2 separate regions of the Mus musculus genome follow, and region 2 is linked to region 1. The links are chromatin loops, found by intact Hi-C in ENCODE. Cell type or tissue: heart. All regions are shown on one strand.

Region 1 (8,000 bases):
ATCTGACACCTTCTCTTGCTATGCAGGCATACATGCAGATAGATCACTCATATAAATAAATCTTTTTTTTTTTTAACCGCACTCGAAGGCCTGGAACTACTCACGAACTGGCTCCGGCGGTTCCTGCGGAAGCTGAGGAGCATCCTGGCTGAGAGCTGAGGGCTGCGGGTTGAGCCGCCAGGCGCTGGACTAGCTGGAAGGTAGACCCCGCAGCCTGCACAGCTCCCCACAGCCTAGCTCCCGCGGACCCCCGACTTTACAACAAGCATGTCTCACATTGGCTCTGTTTTGAGTCTCAGCCTATCAGAGTCAATTTTACTGCCACCCGTTGCTCTTGACAACCCAGCAAGGCGTCATTCAAATTCCAGCCAGAGAGGAAGCAAGCTGAGACTTCCGTTCGATTATTGGCTATAGTAGACGCCCATCTTTTACCTATCACCCAATAAAACGCTGGCCAGGGCGGTCAGAATTTTAAAGAGGGCTCCCGGGCTGTGGGAACCCGGAAGTGGCAGGGCCTCAGGTGAGGTCCACGGAGATTCTAGACCCCGGCGCAGTGAGCTTCCCTGCCTTTGTAGCCCTGGACAGGAACCGAATAGAAGGACAGGGACCGAATGGAAGAGCCACCGTAAGCGTCCTGTTAGGACACCAGAGCTAAGGGAGGTGCTTACAAAGAGGGACGGAGTCACTCAAACAGAAATCTCCCGGGTTTAGCTCGGGGTAGTGGCGCCCGGCTGTCATTTTAGCACTTGGGCTGCTGAGTTCAAGTCCAGCTGGAGTCAACTATCAGTACAGAGCCAAGCGTGATAAGAAGACCCAGTCTTATTTTGAAAATAAATAATCTCTTGAATTCAGACTTCGGTTGAAGTAGCTCAGTGCCTGAAAATCCACTCTACAGATCCTGTCAAAGAGGTCCCGACTTCGTGTAGAACTGTGTGCAACAGCGCCTGCTCTAGTGAGACCTTGCATTTTCCTCATTTAGACCAAAACCACGGATGGAAAGGAACCCGCCTGATGGGACCGGTCCGGTCCACGTGCCACTAGGACATATTGTGGCTAGTGAAAAATGGCGCGGGTCCCAACTGGCTCAGGAGATGCAAGGTCAGTGAGCTGTCTTCTGTCATACCCCTTTCTTCCCAGCACGTTAAAAGAGAGAGTGAGAGAAATGCTGGGTATGGTGATGTTCCTTTGCAATCCCAGCACTCCTGAGACTGAAGTAGGAGAATCATTGCGTTAGAGACCAGCCTGGGGCTACATAGCAAGTTCAAGGCCAGCTTGGGCTATGAGAACTTGTCTCAAAATAGTTACATAGACTAAAATGAAAGGGGACTGGAGAGAGAGCTCCGTGGTTACGAGGACTGGCTTATCTTACAGAGGATCGTGGTTTAATTCCTAGCACCCACATGGTGGCTCAAGGAGTCAGACTCCTCCCTCTTCTGGCCTTTGGGGGCACTAGGCTTGCACATGTGCACAGACATATGCGAGCAAAACCTACATATAAATCTTTGGGTTTTATTTTATTAAAAAGGAGGTTTAGGACAGGTGGTGGTGGGTCACACCTTTAATCCCAGCACTTGGGAGGCAGAGACCGAAGGATCTCTGAGTTCAAGGCCAGCCTCATCTACAGAGTGAGTTCTAGAACAACCAGGGCTACACAGAGAAACCCTGTCTCAAACCAACAAAAAGCGGGGTGGGGGCTAGAGATGGCTAGATCCCCATCTGTTTTCACTGAGCTGTTCATTACTGCCTGTAATTCCAATTCCAGAAGATTTGATGCCCTCTCATGGCTTCTCAGGGTACCTTCATGCACGAACACACACATACACACATATACACACATTTAAAAAAATGAATCTTCGCACAAAAAGTACATTTCAATTGTTGCTGCCTTGTTAACCTGAAATTTCTAAAAACGAATTTTCTTGTCTGTTTTTTAGGAAAAGTTAGACTCATTTTTGAGGAGGGCCTGGCATCAGCAGATTTTTACCTGTCTAGCAAATCTTGCATTCTCTATGTCACTGAAGCAGATTTGGTGGCCGGACATGGCTACAGAAAAAGACTCGCTCGCTTTAGAAATGTAAGTACCGAGGTGCTAAAATCTAGCATCCCCTCTCTTCAACCGTCCCAAGCGCTGAGTGATAGCTTTCTGAACTGTGTTACCAGAGCTGTGTTCTTCTCTTTTGAAGTCCTCACATCTTCAAGGGATCATAATAGTTGAGAAGACCCAGATGAGTGAACAGTATTTCCCAGCAGTCCAGAAGTTTACTGTGCTAGACCTTGGGATGGTGCTGCTTCCAGTGGCCAGCCAGTCGGAAGCATCCTGCCTCATTATCCACTTGGTAAGTACCAGACTTCTCCTTTATAATATCCCAGAAGTCCAGAAGATGCTCAATTTACCCCAGATCCAGACTTAACCAAAGCTGCCTTTAGTAGCCCTGGCTGTCCTGGAACTCACTTTGTAGACCAGGCTGGCCTCGAACTCAGAGATCCTCCTACCCTTGACTCCCAAGTGCTGGGATTAAAGATGTGCACCTAACTTCAAAATAAACTTTGACACAGGCTCTCACGTAGTTGAGATTGCAGGCGTGTGTCACCACACGGGGCCTTAGGCAGTGCTGAAGGTTGAGCTCAGTACTTACTGCATGCAGAGGCAAACACTCTGCCAGCCAGTGACACCTCCACCTGGTTTACGGAAACTGTTGCACTTAGGACTGAAGGCTGTCAGTCAGAGCTCTGGTTTTGGCCTCCAGGCTGCACTGGTGCCATCACCATTATCCTGCATTTGCACTGGGCAAGATGGCACCGGGCCACTTTGTCCCATTCGCTGTTTAAGTAGCAGCCTTTCTTGGTTTGTTTCTGCGTCCACTCCCCACCCCCGCCTCGACCCACACTGTCCTTGAACTCCTCCTGATCCTCCTGCTTCTGCTTCCCAGGTCCTGGGGATCACAAGCATTTCCGAGACTATGCCTAAGCTCCAGCACTCCTGTGTATAGGCTGCATGCATTGATCTCTTTACAACAAATAAACTAAAACAAACAAACAAAAAACCCTGAGGCTGGGGGATGGCCCAGTGGTTACAACACCTCCTACACAAGAACTGAGGACCTGAGTGTGACACCCCACCCCATCTGAAAATGCTGGACAGGACAACACATACCTGTAATTCTACCCCTAGAGAGAGACAGGCAGATGCCTGTGGCTTGCTAGCCAGCCAGCTGAGCCTGATCAGCCAGCTACAGGCAAAGGAGAGACCCTGTTTCAAACCACGTGGTGCATGGAGACCGAGTGACACGCAAGGTTGACCTCTGGTCTCCATAAGCACGCAATCGATGCTGGCTTCCTTTCCTTTTCCCTGTTCCTGAGTTTTCCAGCTCTTTGCTCTTTATACTTTACCAGGGAGCCTGTTTGCCTTTCGATCCCAGCCTCACTGTATAGTTAGGGTGGCTTGGCACTTTGTAGCCCAGGCTGACTTCTAACTTGCAGTGCTTCCTGAGTACCGGGAGTGTAGGTGCCATGCCCACTGCTCCTGGGAAACGTTTTAAAATCAGTGGCATGGGCTGGCAAGCTCTGCAGAAGATAAAGGCACTTGCCACCTGGGGCTCAATGGAGTTCAATCCCTGGAGCTCATATGGTGGAAGAAGAGAGTCTCTTCCCACAAATTGTCTTCTGACCTCTACATGCATGCTGTGGCACCACGACAAACCCCAATAAAAATTCACAAAAGTCAAATAAAATACATAAATTAGTGTTGGGAGGCAAGATCATGGAACATGCCTACAAGCCCCTGAGAGCCAGGAGGATCATAACTTTGAGGCTATCCTGGGCTACACTATTTATATATAAACTGAATGACATGGAACAACTGTCTTAAGGGGCTAGGGACGTGACACAGTAAACAAGCCACACAGATATTTGGGGGGGGGGGGGGGACAGAGCTCGTGTAAAAAGCCCGCTGGGGAGGTGAAGACAGCAAGATCCTTGGAGTTCACTGGCCTTTCTACCTTGTGGAGCTCTGGGTTTAGTAAGAAAGACCCCCTCTCCAAATAGGGTGGAGAGTAATAGAGGAAGACACCCAATGACCACCTCTGGCCCCCACACCCAGTCATGCACACGTGCACTGCATGTGCACATACATAAACTACACACACTTTTTTTTTTAAAATAAAAACTACCTGTCCACCAGAGGGCGCTCACATCCTTTTCCTTTAATTTTCCCATTCAGGTTCAAGAGCAAACCAGAGAGCCCAGCAAGAACCCTTTCCTCAGGAAAAAGCGCTCCATGCTCTCCGAGCTCTCCCTTGTTCAAACAGTGCAGCAGATCCCAGGGGTTGGGAAAGTTAAGGCCCCCCTTCTGCTCCAGAAGTTTCCGAGCATCCAGCAACTGAGCAACGCTTCCGTCCAAGAACTGGAGGAGGTCGTGGGGCCCGCGGCAGCACAGCAAATCCACACCTTCTTCACCCAGCCTAAGCGACAGCAGCCCCGCAGCTGACTCTGCCTTCAGACTTCAAACTGCAGCGTCTGGTTTCCATATTTAAAAAGAAGGAAAAGTTCCCCTGTCAATGGCAATGGGCTAAAGACAAGGAGAGGACCGATGAGGCTCGCAGTCACCCTGCCTCGGTGTCTGTCTGGGCAGCCACCTGGTGGGGCTTGGGGGTCGCGGGCGGCACTGGCCACTTTCTGCTAAGATGAAGAGGGTCCCCACGGGGATCATCCAGAGACTCATTCCCAGCCGCAGCCAGCTGGAGCAGATTTGTACAAGACTCTCTGCCCTGCCTCTGTCACTGAGAGGCCCTGTGAGGGTCCAGCGCTGAGTAGGGAGTGTCCCCGTTAACCAGTGTCAGGGCCACAGCTCAGGTCTTCTCCACACTCGTCAGGTACCTGTGCTATGGAGTTTCTGCCCGAGTCAACAAACGCCTTTCCTCCCGCATCACCCCTCCCCCCAATCAACACAAGAAAACTATGCTGTGCTTTGGATGACGTGGAAGAAATAATTAGGATGAAATAAAAGCAAAAGAAAAAAGAAAAATTAACTCAAACAATGAACATGACTTTATTTAAATATTTATACAAACAGAGCCCCAGGGATAGCGGGCACACTTTCCTTAAGGCATTTGTGTTCTCCAGATATTGCACAATAGAAAAATATTTAAATCCTTGTTACTTTAAGATCCACAGGCTATATATCCTTAAACTTATCACTTGAACTGTGTCAACCGTGACTCTGTCACAGTGTCATCCAACCTATAGCCCCAAAGTCAAGTTGGTAGATACATCTTACAAAGTCGAGTAGAGGTTTCAACTTGAGTAAGTTTACGTCTTTACCTTGTAAACTGCGAAACTACTACTTAAACCAAGACTCTTAAAATACACAGTTACATACCTCCTACTTTAAACAAAAAGAGCAACGTTTTGAGTATCAAACAGCATATTATCTACCCTGTAGACGGTATCTCCTAACACTGCCACTGTGTTAGCTACTGGTCAGTATGATATAGCTGAGGGGGGCTGATTCTGGAGGAAGGAAAGACAAAATTGGCACTAGACTTCATCTGGGAAAGAACAGTCAAATTATGCAGGGATGACAGAAGATGTGTCATTTCATCTCATGAATTCCCAAGTACTTAAAGCAGCCTGTTTCGGTTTTGTTTGTTTGAGAGAGGGTTTCTCTGTGTAGCCCCAGCTGTCCTGGAACTCACTATGTCGACCAGGCTGGCCTCAAACTCACAGAAATCTTCCAAGCAGCCTGGTTTTAGTTAACACCTCTAACCTGCCTCCACTCAAGAGTCACTTGAACTTAAGAAATCACTACTATACAAATCTAAACACTCGGATATAGTACCAAAGTAGGTGGTCCCAATTCATCTCTCACGGTGCCTGAATATCATAATCACAGCCAAGAAAAACAGTAATAGCAGCTGCTGGGTGGTGGTGGCACACACCTTAATCCCAGCACTTGGGAGGCAGAGGCAGGTGGATCTCAAAGTTCGAGGCCAGCCTGGTCACCAGGGCAACTTCTAAGGCAGGCAGGGCTACACAGAAAATTGTCTTGGAAAACCAAAAAAAACAGCTAAAATATTCAGGCTCTTCTATGCCCTACATTATAGAATAAATAACTGCAGCAATGTGAAAATCCCCATGCGGCTGGGTTTCTCACCAATTTCTAGAGGTCTCTTTTTCATGTTCACAAGCACATCAAAGTTTACAGTCTGAGAAGATGGGGTTGGAGAACAGTCCCATCGCGGCATGGGCGGTTAGGCAGCTGTGGCGACCTCGGTGTGGCCTGTTCTGGCTCCTCCCTTCAGTACAGAGAGCTGTCAGAGTTGAGCAGGCTGAAGGGAGTCGGGAGTTTCTTCTTGTTTTGCGACCTCGCCAGGCCAACCTCGGGGAGGCACAGCGTGCTGGCCGACTTCTGTCTGTTTTTACTAGTGCCCCAACTCAAGAAGGAGAGCTTTTTTGAGATCTTCTTGGTTTTGTCAGCTTTGTCATCATCGTCCATGGACAGGCATATCATGGAGTAAGTTTTCTGCATCCCCACAGAGTAAGTGGCACACTTATTATGCTGTTCATGGGGAAAGAAGAAGAAAAGTGTGAGGCATGACTAGACAGTAATGATGGGCAAATCTGAGACCCAGGATGGTCCAGGTGGCGTTGGGGAGGAAGGAGGAGGAGGAGGAGAACTTCAAGACCAGTCTTGGCTACTCAGTGAGTTGGAGGCCAGCCTGAGTCACAGCAGATGTTGTACTAAGAACCTAAAAGTTGGAGGCTCACACTGTACACGGACGGCATCCTTTCTGAAGGAAGGGTGACAGAGGGTCATCGAGATGGCCCAGTGGGTAAAGATGCTTGCTACAAAGCCTGGTGACCTGAATCCCAGCCTCTGAACCTACCTGATAGAAAGTCATCCTGTGACCTCTGCATGCACACTACAGTACATTCATACACACACACACACACACACACACACACACACACACACCAGGTTGATAGAAATCTAAACCTTGGATGGCTTAAAGAATTATGCCCTGAAAAGCCAGGTCAGAAGAAGTGGCTCAGTAGGTAAAGCATCCATGTGTGGAAGGAGAGAACTGACTCCTACACGTTGTCTCCTGACCACAGAACACACGCCCAGCAAATCAAACTCAGAACTCTGAAAAGCAGGCAGGGGCAGCGTGTGCCACACATCTCACTCCGGATGCCAAGGGAGGGGGGATCGAAGAGCTGTTTGATTTTTAAGACAGGGAACCATAAAGGAAGGTGATTCCCTTTGTGTGCTAGCTGCTTTTATGTCAACTTGACCTAGGCTAGAGCCTTTAGAGAAGAGGGAACCTCCGTTTGAGAAAATAACCTCGTATGTCAACTTGGCCTAGGCTAGAGCCTTTAGAGAAGAGGGAACCTCCGTTTGAGAAAATAACCTCGTAAGATCGGGCGTAGGCAAGCCTACAGGGCATTGATGGGGAAGAGCCCAGCCCAGGGTGGGTGGTGCAATCCCTGGTCTGATGGTCCTGAGGTCTATAAGAAAGCAGGCTGAGAAGGCCAAGGGGAGCAAGCCAGTAAGCAGCGCCCCTCCGTGGCCTCTGCATCAGCTCTTGCCTTCAGGGTCCTGCCCTGTCTAAGTTCCTCCTGTCTTGACTTCCTTTGATGATAAACAGAGCTGTGGACCAAATCAAGCCTTCCCTCCCCAGGTTTCTTTGGTCCTGGCATTTGAGTTGCATCTCCTTTGCCCTCAAAGCTTTTGATGATGAACTGTAATATGGAAGTGTGGACCAAATGAATCCCTTCCTATCCAAGTTGCTTTTTGGTCCTGGTGTTTTATTTCAGCCATAGTAACCTTAGCTAGGACACCTTAGAATCTGGTAATTTTGGGTCAAGACTCCCTTTCAGAGACTCCAACAGGGGCATGCGATCATGAAAAACAATAAAACCAAATTCTCGAGCCAGATCCCAGGACTCTGAGCATCTCCGACCCTCCACCTGCTTTGAGTCTGCCTTCTACCATGATAATG
Region 2 (8,000 bases), 160 kb before region 1:
CCCAGTCAGGCCCTGGATGACATGCTAACCCAAGTCTCATAGGGGAGACACGGAGTCAAAGCCACTCAACCAAATTTTCCCAAATTCTTTATCCACAGAAGGGATAACAAATGCTTATTGTTTTAAGTCACGATGGTTTGGAGTAGTTAGTACATGATTAGTTCCCTGAGCTTGGAAGCTTAGCTCTGTATTTGTATCTCTCTTGATGCTGAGGTTCAATTCCTTGCTTCTGTTTGGATTCTTGGCTACAATCCAGAACGCGATTTCATCTCTGGTTTCATGAAGATGGTAATGCGTCACTACAAAGCCTACGGAGCAGACAGCGATGGTGGTGAGCTGGCTTTGGAGATGGTTAAGATTCAGTTTCTGGGTTGGAGCAATGGCTTGTGGTCAAGAGTGCTTGTTGCTTTTACAGAGGACCTGAGTTCAGTTCCTAGAGCCTACTTTGGCAGCTCATAATTTCCTGTGACTTCAGGTCCATGGGTATCAGACACCTCTTTTAGCCTCTGAAGGCACATGGACTTCTGTGCAATTCAAACACTCGAATACACACACACATACACACACAAATAAATGAAAAACCCAGCTTCTTTCTGACTGTGCAGATGCACATTAGGACTCCATAGGCTGATTTTGAACAATCAGATGCATGAGGCCGTCTTGGCCTACACCGTCAGGCACTGTCTCAGAAAACCACAGGCATTACCACAGTAATGCCGTATAGAGGTGCGATATTTGCCTAGCACAGCCAAAGGTGTGGTTATGACCCTCTAGCACTACAAAAATAAATGCATGAGCACCACGTCTGCTGCTTCGCTTTGTACTCCAGGCCTTGGTTGATTTGTTCTAGAGTGGCCAGAATCTGGGAACAAGACTGCTGCTATCAAACCAAACACTAAGGGTCACAAAACCACAGAGCCATTTTAGTGAATGTGCCCTTCCTGAAAAAGTTTAATCTCTTGTGTAACAGGTTAGGCATCTGTAGTAGTAACTTTTTAACCTTATTGGCGTTGGCAAGTATTACACAAGTATACTGACAAAGCTTGCAGTGTCTCACACATAATATTATCACTCTGGGAAGGTCACCAGCCTCTTAAGTCAGAACTTAACTCCTTCCTATCCATTGCTCTGCATAGTCAGTCAAGTACCACATTGTGTTGTCTATTTCCCAAATGCACTTTAAACCAGTCCCCTTTTCCTATTCTATTACCATTCTTTTCATTGAAGCTTTTGTTTCTTGCCTAGTACATTCTATAGCCTCCAGGCCAGGCCCACACATCTGAGTCACTGTACAGTTGTCAGTATGTCCTTTAAAGACACGGGAATCATCCTGTTACCACTTGGAGGAAAGAGGATTTTTTTTTTTTAATGTAGGGGGCTGGTGAGATGGCTGGGGGAAGGGGCAGGAGGCAGGTAATGGCACTTGCAGCTAAACCTGATGACCCAGGACATACATTGTCTTCTGGGCGCCACATGCATTCAATGGCACTTGCATAAGTAAGTAATAAGTGTAAAAAAAAAAGTTCCCATAATGACACCTGGGCTCTATAATAGATTTAGAATAAATTTCAGCTCAAATTTCCCGTGTCAGTGCCAAGAGCATCAGTTTAGACAAGGGTAGTCTGTTGGCTCACAGATAGACGGCGGCGGCAGGTTATCTTACTAAGGGCAGATACTTCTCAACCTGTGGCCCCATTTTCTGTTTCTGGAGATGCAGTAAGTACACAGACAGCTCCATCTTTAGACAGGTTAACATTAAAAATAACCAAAGTCAACTGCAAAATGATGAGGCTGGCACACACCTTTATTAGTCCTAGACTTGGGGAGGCAGAGACAAGCAGATAGATCTCTGTGAGTTCAAGGCTAGCCTGGTCGTCTACATAGCAAGTTCCCAAAAAAGCAAGACTACATAATAATACTTTCTCAAAACTAACAAAAAACATCTCTATAGCCCCAAGAATACAGCCTAACTCATCCGAAACCCTAAAAATATGTGATCAGTTAGGATGGGATTTACAAGAGTTGGTGACTGAGAGAGAGCTGCAAAAAGGGAGACAGAAACAAGCTGTTTCCAAAAAACAAAATAGAAGTGCAAGTCCTCCAGCCACTTAAAAGTTGGAGAGGAAGCCAGGCAGTGGTGGCGCATGTCTTTGATCCCTGCACTTGGGAGGCAGATTTCTGAATTCGAGGCCAGCCTGGTCTACAGAGTGAGTTCCAGGGCGGCCAGGGCTACACAGAGAAACCCTGTCTAAAAACAAAACAAAACAAAACAAGAAACAAAAACAAAAAGAAAAAGAAAAAAGGAAAAAAGGTTGGAGAGGAGGGGGAAGCATTGCTAGTCTAGGATTAAACATCTCCCACGTAGAAAGAGAACTAATCACACTAAGATAATTTTCCCTGATCCTCAGGTGCTCAGGCAATAACAACATCTACAACTTAAGACAGACTACCCCAAGGGACAGGGACTAGCCAAAGACATTCAAACTACAGAGTAGTTAGTCTAACTTGGCATCTGATCCACCCATTCGTTTATTAGCATGGTTCAAGAGAGCTCCAGACACCTTGGAACCTCCTATACAGGCAACAGGCCAGCGTAGGGGACAAAGTCCTAGTCGTTTGCGTTTAGTGGGAAAGGTTCACAACTAGAAATTATTTTCCACTCCACACTGGCACCCGTGCTCCCAGAGGCTGGCTGGTGACTGCAGCAGCTGTGACAGGGCTGTGACAGGGCGAGAATGACCCTGACTGAAGCGCAGGGCATTCGAGGAGGTGCTCTGGCGCGGGAATCACGCTCCTCCCACAAGTAAACCTCCGGAAGCCGCCAGGCCGGATTTTTCAGGCCCTCAACATTTATAGGGCTTCTGGACACCACTCTACGACCCGGCCACTTCCTAAGGGGGATCTGAAGGACGCCGGCCATGAGCAGCTCGAGCAGCTGGCGGCGGGCAGCCACCGTGATGTTGGCAGCAGGCTGGACCCACTCGAGCCCGGCCGGCTTCCGGCTGCTGCTTCTCCAGCGAGCACAAAACCAGCGCTTCTTGCCCGGCGCGCACGTCTTCCCGGGCGGCGTGCTGGACGCGGCCGACAGCTCACCCGACTGGGTGCGTCTGTTCGCGCCTCGGCACACGCCGCCGCGCTTCGGCCTAGGCCCGGAGCCCCCTCGGCAACCCCCCTTCCCCGGGCTGTCCCACGGCGACGCGGACCCCGCGGCGCTGCCCGATGACGTAGCGCTGCGCATCTGTGCCATCCGCGAAGCCTTCGAGGAGGCGGGGGTGCTGCTCCTGCGGCCGCGGGACGCGGCTCCAGCTTCTCAGGAGCCCAGTCAGGCGCTGTCGCCTCCGGCCGGCCTGGCCGAATGGCGCTCGCGCGTGCGCAGTGACCCGCGCTGCTTCCTCCAGCTGTGTGCGCACCTAGACTGCACGCCTGACATCTGGGCGCTGCACGACTGGGGCGGATGGCTCACCCCGTATGGGCGAACCATCCGCCGTTTCGACACCACCTTCTTCCTGTGCTGCCTGCGCGACATTCCGCGCGTGGAGCCCGACGTGGCCGAGGTGGTGGGCTACCAGGTAGGGGTCGCGGGACCCGCCCCCCGGGATGCGCTGAGCCTTACCCCAGACCAAAGGCGCACGTGCGTGACCTTGCTTTAGGCTCTCAAGGACTCAACTCTCACCCTAAGCGGGGGCGCGGCAATGCTCCCAACTGCCTGTTCTGGACACTTCCCAATTCACTTCATGCCCTAAATCGTTTTCATTCGGGTTTCTAGAACACATTATAGGATTTCAGTCATTAACTTTCTTCTTCCTTCTTCATCTCTTCCTGTTTCTCTGTTCCCGTTTCCTTCGTCTTTCGCTTTCTCTCTCCTTTCCCTTTCCATCTTTCTCCTTTTTCTAACCCCTTTCTCTCTCTGCATGCGCACGCGTGGTAGGTGTGTGTGTGTGTGTGTGTGTGTGTGTGTGCGCGCGCGCGAGTTGGTCTGTCTGTCTCCCTCCATCCCTCCCTCCCTTTCTTTTTCGTGTCACTTGCAATGCACCAGGCACAGTTAGTTAGGCTTCAGGCCTAGGACCCGAGGTCTTGAGTGTGCCACCGCTTCAAGTTCATCTTTTATTTATGCAAAAAAATGTTTTCAACTGCCCGTTATTTTCCTTTTTGTAAAATAAACAAAATGACTTATTTTAAGTTGTGTTCTGGTGTGAGAGTATATGCACGTGAGTGCAGGTGCCCATTGATGCCAGAAGTGTCTAATCACCTGGAGCAGGAGTTGAGGAAGGTTGTGAGCTACCTTGAATGGGTGCTGGGCACTGAACTCAGGCCTTCTGCGGGATGCTTCCTCTCCAGATCTCAGTTGAGCCAGTCTCTCGCGCCACTCCCTGTTTCTTGTACCTGCAGTTACACATATGTTGGACAGCTTGGCCTCCCACTGGACCTGGATGCCTCGTTCACTCATTTCAACCTTTTCCTCTCAGTATTCCAATTGAGTAAACTCAATGGCTGTTTTTTTGCTTTTTAATATTTGATTGTGTTTTTTTGAGACAGGGTTTCTCTCTGTAGCCCTGGCTGTCCTGGAACTGACTCTGTAGACCATGCTGACCTTGAACTCAGAGTTCTGACTGCCTCCGTCTCCTAAATGCTATGATTAAAGGCGTGTGCTGCCACACCCAGCTCAATTGTTTAAGTTTGCTTTTTTTTTTTTTAAATGAAATATCAACTGTAAATAGTATTTCTGGAAGCATTATAGCTGCCTGTAACCTCAGTACTAGAGGATCTGACGCCCCCTTCTGGCCCTCATCTGGTGTACAGATTTCTAAGCAGGCAAAAATACATGAATAAAAAGTAACTAACTATAAAGCGAATTTTTTCCTTTTTTTTTTAATTTAATTTTTTTTTGAATTTTTTTCCTTTTTATTTTATTATGTTGATAGTTCCTTTACATCTTTGGACCAATGGAACTGCTGAGAACAGGAGTTTGTCAGTTTGCCATAACCTAGACTTCCTCTCAGGGGCCTCTTGGTACAGATACTTACAGAGCTTCTGTGATGGAGGATGCAGACCTGCCTGCTTCTCTTGAGTCACTCACAAATGCCTTTTTCATCCTTTCCTTGAAGTACTGTCCAAAGCCTGGGTGTGCTTGCCCAGACATTCTCTAAAGCTACTCTGCTAACCCCGTCCACCAGGTGACCACTTAAAGCATAGCTCTCTCTCTCTCTATCCACCCCATCTCCCTTCTGCTAGCACCTGCTGAGATCTATAGCTTTGTGCTCTTAAACTGTAGTAAAAATTGTCCTTGAGCTTCTCTTTGACCCTGTTTTTAACTTCATCATTTTTTAAAAGATTTATTTATTTATTTTATGTATATGAGTACTCTTGCTGTAGCTGTCTTCAGACACACCAGAAGAGGCCATCGGATCCCACTACAGATGGTTGTGAGCCACCATGTGGTTTCTGGGGTTTGAACTCAGGACCTTAGAAAGAGCAGTCAGTGCTCTTTACCACTGAGCCACCTCTCCAGCCCTAAATTTGTCTTTTTAACAAACGATTTTATTTTATGCATGTGCATGCATTTTAGTTATGGACTGCATTTCCCTGCGCTTGACGTCAGCATGCTCTGAAGTTTTTGAGTGCATGTTAGCATTGTTTTTAGGTCGCTGGATGCAGGGTTTTGTTCTATTCTCTTAACTAGTGTTGCACTCTCCCCGGAAGGCAGTTAAGTTATTAGAGATGGACTTTACCCTTTTGAGGTGTGTTTAAAATGGTTTGCAAGTGGGTCCACAGTAGCATTCATCCTTGGGGCTCATTTCCCTGACGTTCTATTCTGTGGTTCTATTCCTGCTCACTTGAGTGGAAAAGCTCCTTACATTCAAAAAAGGCTTTCCCTCTGTCAGGAATATACTGCTGGGGAAAACTAGAAAACGTCTTGGATCCAGGTGAGCATGAAGAATTTAGTCAGCAACCTCCCAGGTAGTTGCTCTTTCCCTGGGCGTCATCAGGCCCAGGTAAGTAGTCAGTAGAGCTGTGGAGTTCAGTTCTGGGTAGAACTTCTCGGCACATGCTCACCAGATACTAAGTGAGCCTTCCAAGTTCTGCTCCAGTCTGCCCCAGTCTGCTCCAGTCTGCCCCAGTCTGCTCCAGTCTGCTCTAGTCAGTAAGACTCCTGGATGCTACTTAGTCTCCCCCAGTGCTCTTGGACTGGGATTGACTTTAAGCAGATAGGTGGGCTCACTTCATTCTATTATATATTTATTTACTTACTTATAGTTAGGCATTTTTGGTGTCTGAAAATAGATTTTTATTGCCAGGCAGTGGTGGCGCAGGCCTTTAATCCCAACACTTGGGAGGTAGAGGCAGGCGGATTTCTGAGTTCAAGGCCAGCCTGGTCTACAGAGTGAGTTCCAGGACAGCCAGGACTACACAGAGAAGCCCTGTCTCGAAAAAACAAAACAAAACAAAACCAAAAAAAAATTAGATTTTATTGAGTTGCTGTGTAACGTGTGGGTTTAGCTCTTGTGACTGAAAGGATTTTTGAATTTTATTTACTAATTATTAATATTTTAATTGGCATTTTATTGTTGTTAAGTGTTGTTATTTATACTTATTATTTGGTTGTTATTGATTATTTTTGTTTAACACGCATGCAGCTGACCAGAAGAGAGCATTGGATCCCCTAGAACTTGAGTTATGGATGGTTGTGAGCTGTCCTGTGTAGATGCTAGGGACCCAACTCTGGCCCTCTGGAAGAGCTGCAACTGCTTTTAACCACTGAGGCAGTTCTCTAGCCTCCGGTTCTTTCTTTCTGAGACAGGACCTCATTATCTTACCCAGGCAGGACTTCAACTCCTGGACTCAAGCAATTTTCCTGCTTCAGCCTCCTGACTAAGCAGGGCGATTGGTACATGGCAGTGTCTGGGCCTCTGAAAGTTATGCTGTCTCGGAGAGCTCTAGCAAGGCCTTTGGATAAGTTAATGTTTTTCACATCAAATCGATCTTGTATCCCCATCTAACGACCACAGATCTGACTGGTGACTCAATACATCTTACAAAGCTTCTCCCTTTGTCTCTTACAGTGGTTGTCCCCATCAGAGGCAACTGAATGTTTCCTATCAAAAGAAATCTGGCTGGCACCACCACAGTTCTATGAAATGAGAAGACTTGAAAACTTTGCCTCTCTCTCTGCTCTGTATAGATTTTGTTCGGATCGCCCATCAGAAGTACCTGAGAAATGGCTGCCAATAATACTTTTAACTTCTGATGGCACCATCCATCTTCTCCCAGGTGAGTCAGAGAAGTATAGCACTCCTGTTCATTAGGATTCGAGTTGGGTACAGCCAGGCTTTCTGGCAGCATTGCCCAGCAGAGAGGGAGGAGTTACAGCCTGTTTTATGTCGCCTCTGCCTGTGGGTGTGGCTAACCTCTGCTTATAGGCCACCCCCATGCACCCCCTGATAACTGAATGCAGCCCAATACAAAAGCTTATGCTTCCTGACAAGTTTTGAGGGATCTTTTTCTTAACTTCTTTATTTTAAAGTTTTTGTTTGTTTGTTTTTTTATTGTTGTTCAGCTGTGTGGTTCTCAGACATAATCTTTAATGTCAAGGGTTGCAGTAAATCTCCAACCCCAATAAGCCCGTGCAAAGAACAGACAACTCAGTTACAATATTTATAAGGATTGGGCAGATTTACCACTGCACTACTCTGTTCCCCAGCTATGAGAGCCATTGCTACTTGTGACTTCTCCAAGCCACATGGTTCTGCTCCATCTTCCTTCCACCTCCTCTTCCTCCATCTTCCCCTGTCTCCTCCATCTCCTTGTCTCCTCTCCTCTCCTCCTTCCTCTCTTCTCCCTCTCTAAAAGCTCCACCTTTCCCTTCCACTGCTCAATCACAGGCTCTAGCCTTTAGTTACGAGGTTTGCTGTGCCTGGTGGAATAGTAATTAAAAGGTCACTGTCACTCCACTGTGGTGGTGCATGCTTTTTAGTCCCAGTATTTGGAAGGCAGAGACAGGT

Evidence for each region. Hi-C counts contacts between places; a loop is a spot of excess contacts. Peaks named below come from ENCODE experiments on the same cell type or tissue, not always from the same donor. Only the 100,000 strongest peaks of a DNase experiment are listed, where the experiment ranks them.
Region 2: it touches region 1 in a loop (2.2-fold over the local background); 5 of 42 quality-filtered maps call a loop at or near these places.

What each region holds. Positions count from the first base shown.
Region 1 is chr7:35,389,311-35,397,310 of GRCm38, reverse strand. It overlaps Rhpn2 (rhophilin, Rho GTPase binding protein 2), which reads right to left. Exons shown (of 15, transcript NM_027897.4): 15 at 5,024-6,556. The coding sequence ends at 6,296. Faap24 (Fanconi anemia core complex associated protein 24) reads left to right here and starts at 544. Exons shown (of 4, transcript NM_178643.5): 1 at 544-1,098; 2 at 1,935-2,074; 3 at 2,184-2,336; 4 at 4,220-5,159. The coding sequence starts at 993. The coding sequence ends at 4,486. Cep89 (centrosomal protein 89) reads right to left here and starts at 248. Exons shown (of 19, transcript NM_028120.3): 1 at 105-248. The coding sequence starts at 143. In heart, a CTCF peak has its summit at 4,181 (motif pointing right); DNase peaks (open chromatin) are centred at 380 and 1,072; H3K4me3 peaks cover 1,592 bases; H3K27ac peaks cover 1,375 bases.
Region 2 is chr7:35,550,723-35,558,722 of GRCm38, reverse strand. It overlaps Nudt19 (nudix (nucleoside diphosphate linked moiety X)-type motif 19), which reads left to right and starts at 2,795. Exons shown (of 3, transcript NM_033080.2): 1 at 2,795-3,569; 2 at 7,062-7,269. The coding sequence starts at 2,919. In heart, a CTCF peak has its summit at 4,780 (motif pointing left); DNase peaks (open chromatin) are centred at 2,762 and 3,292; H3K4me3 peaks cover 2,246 bases; H3K27ac peaks cover 2,510 bases.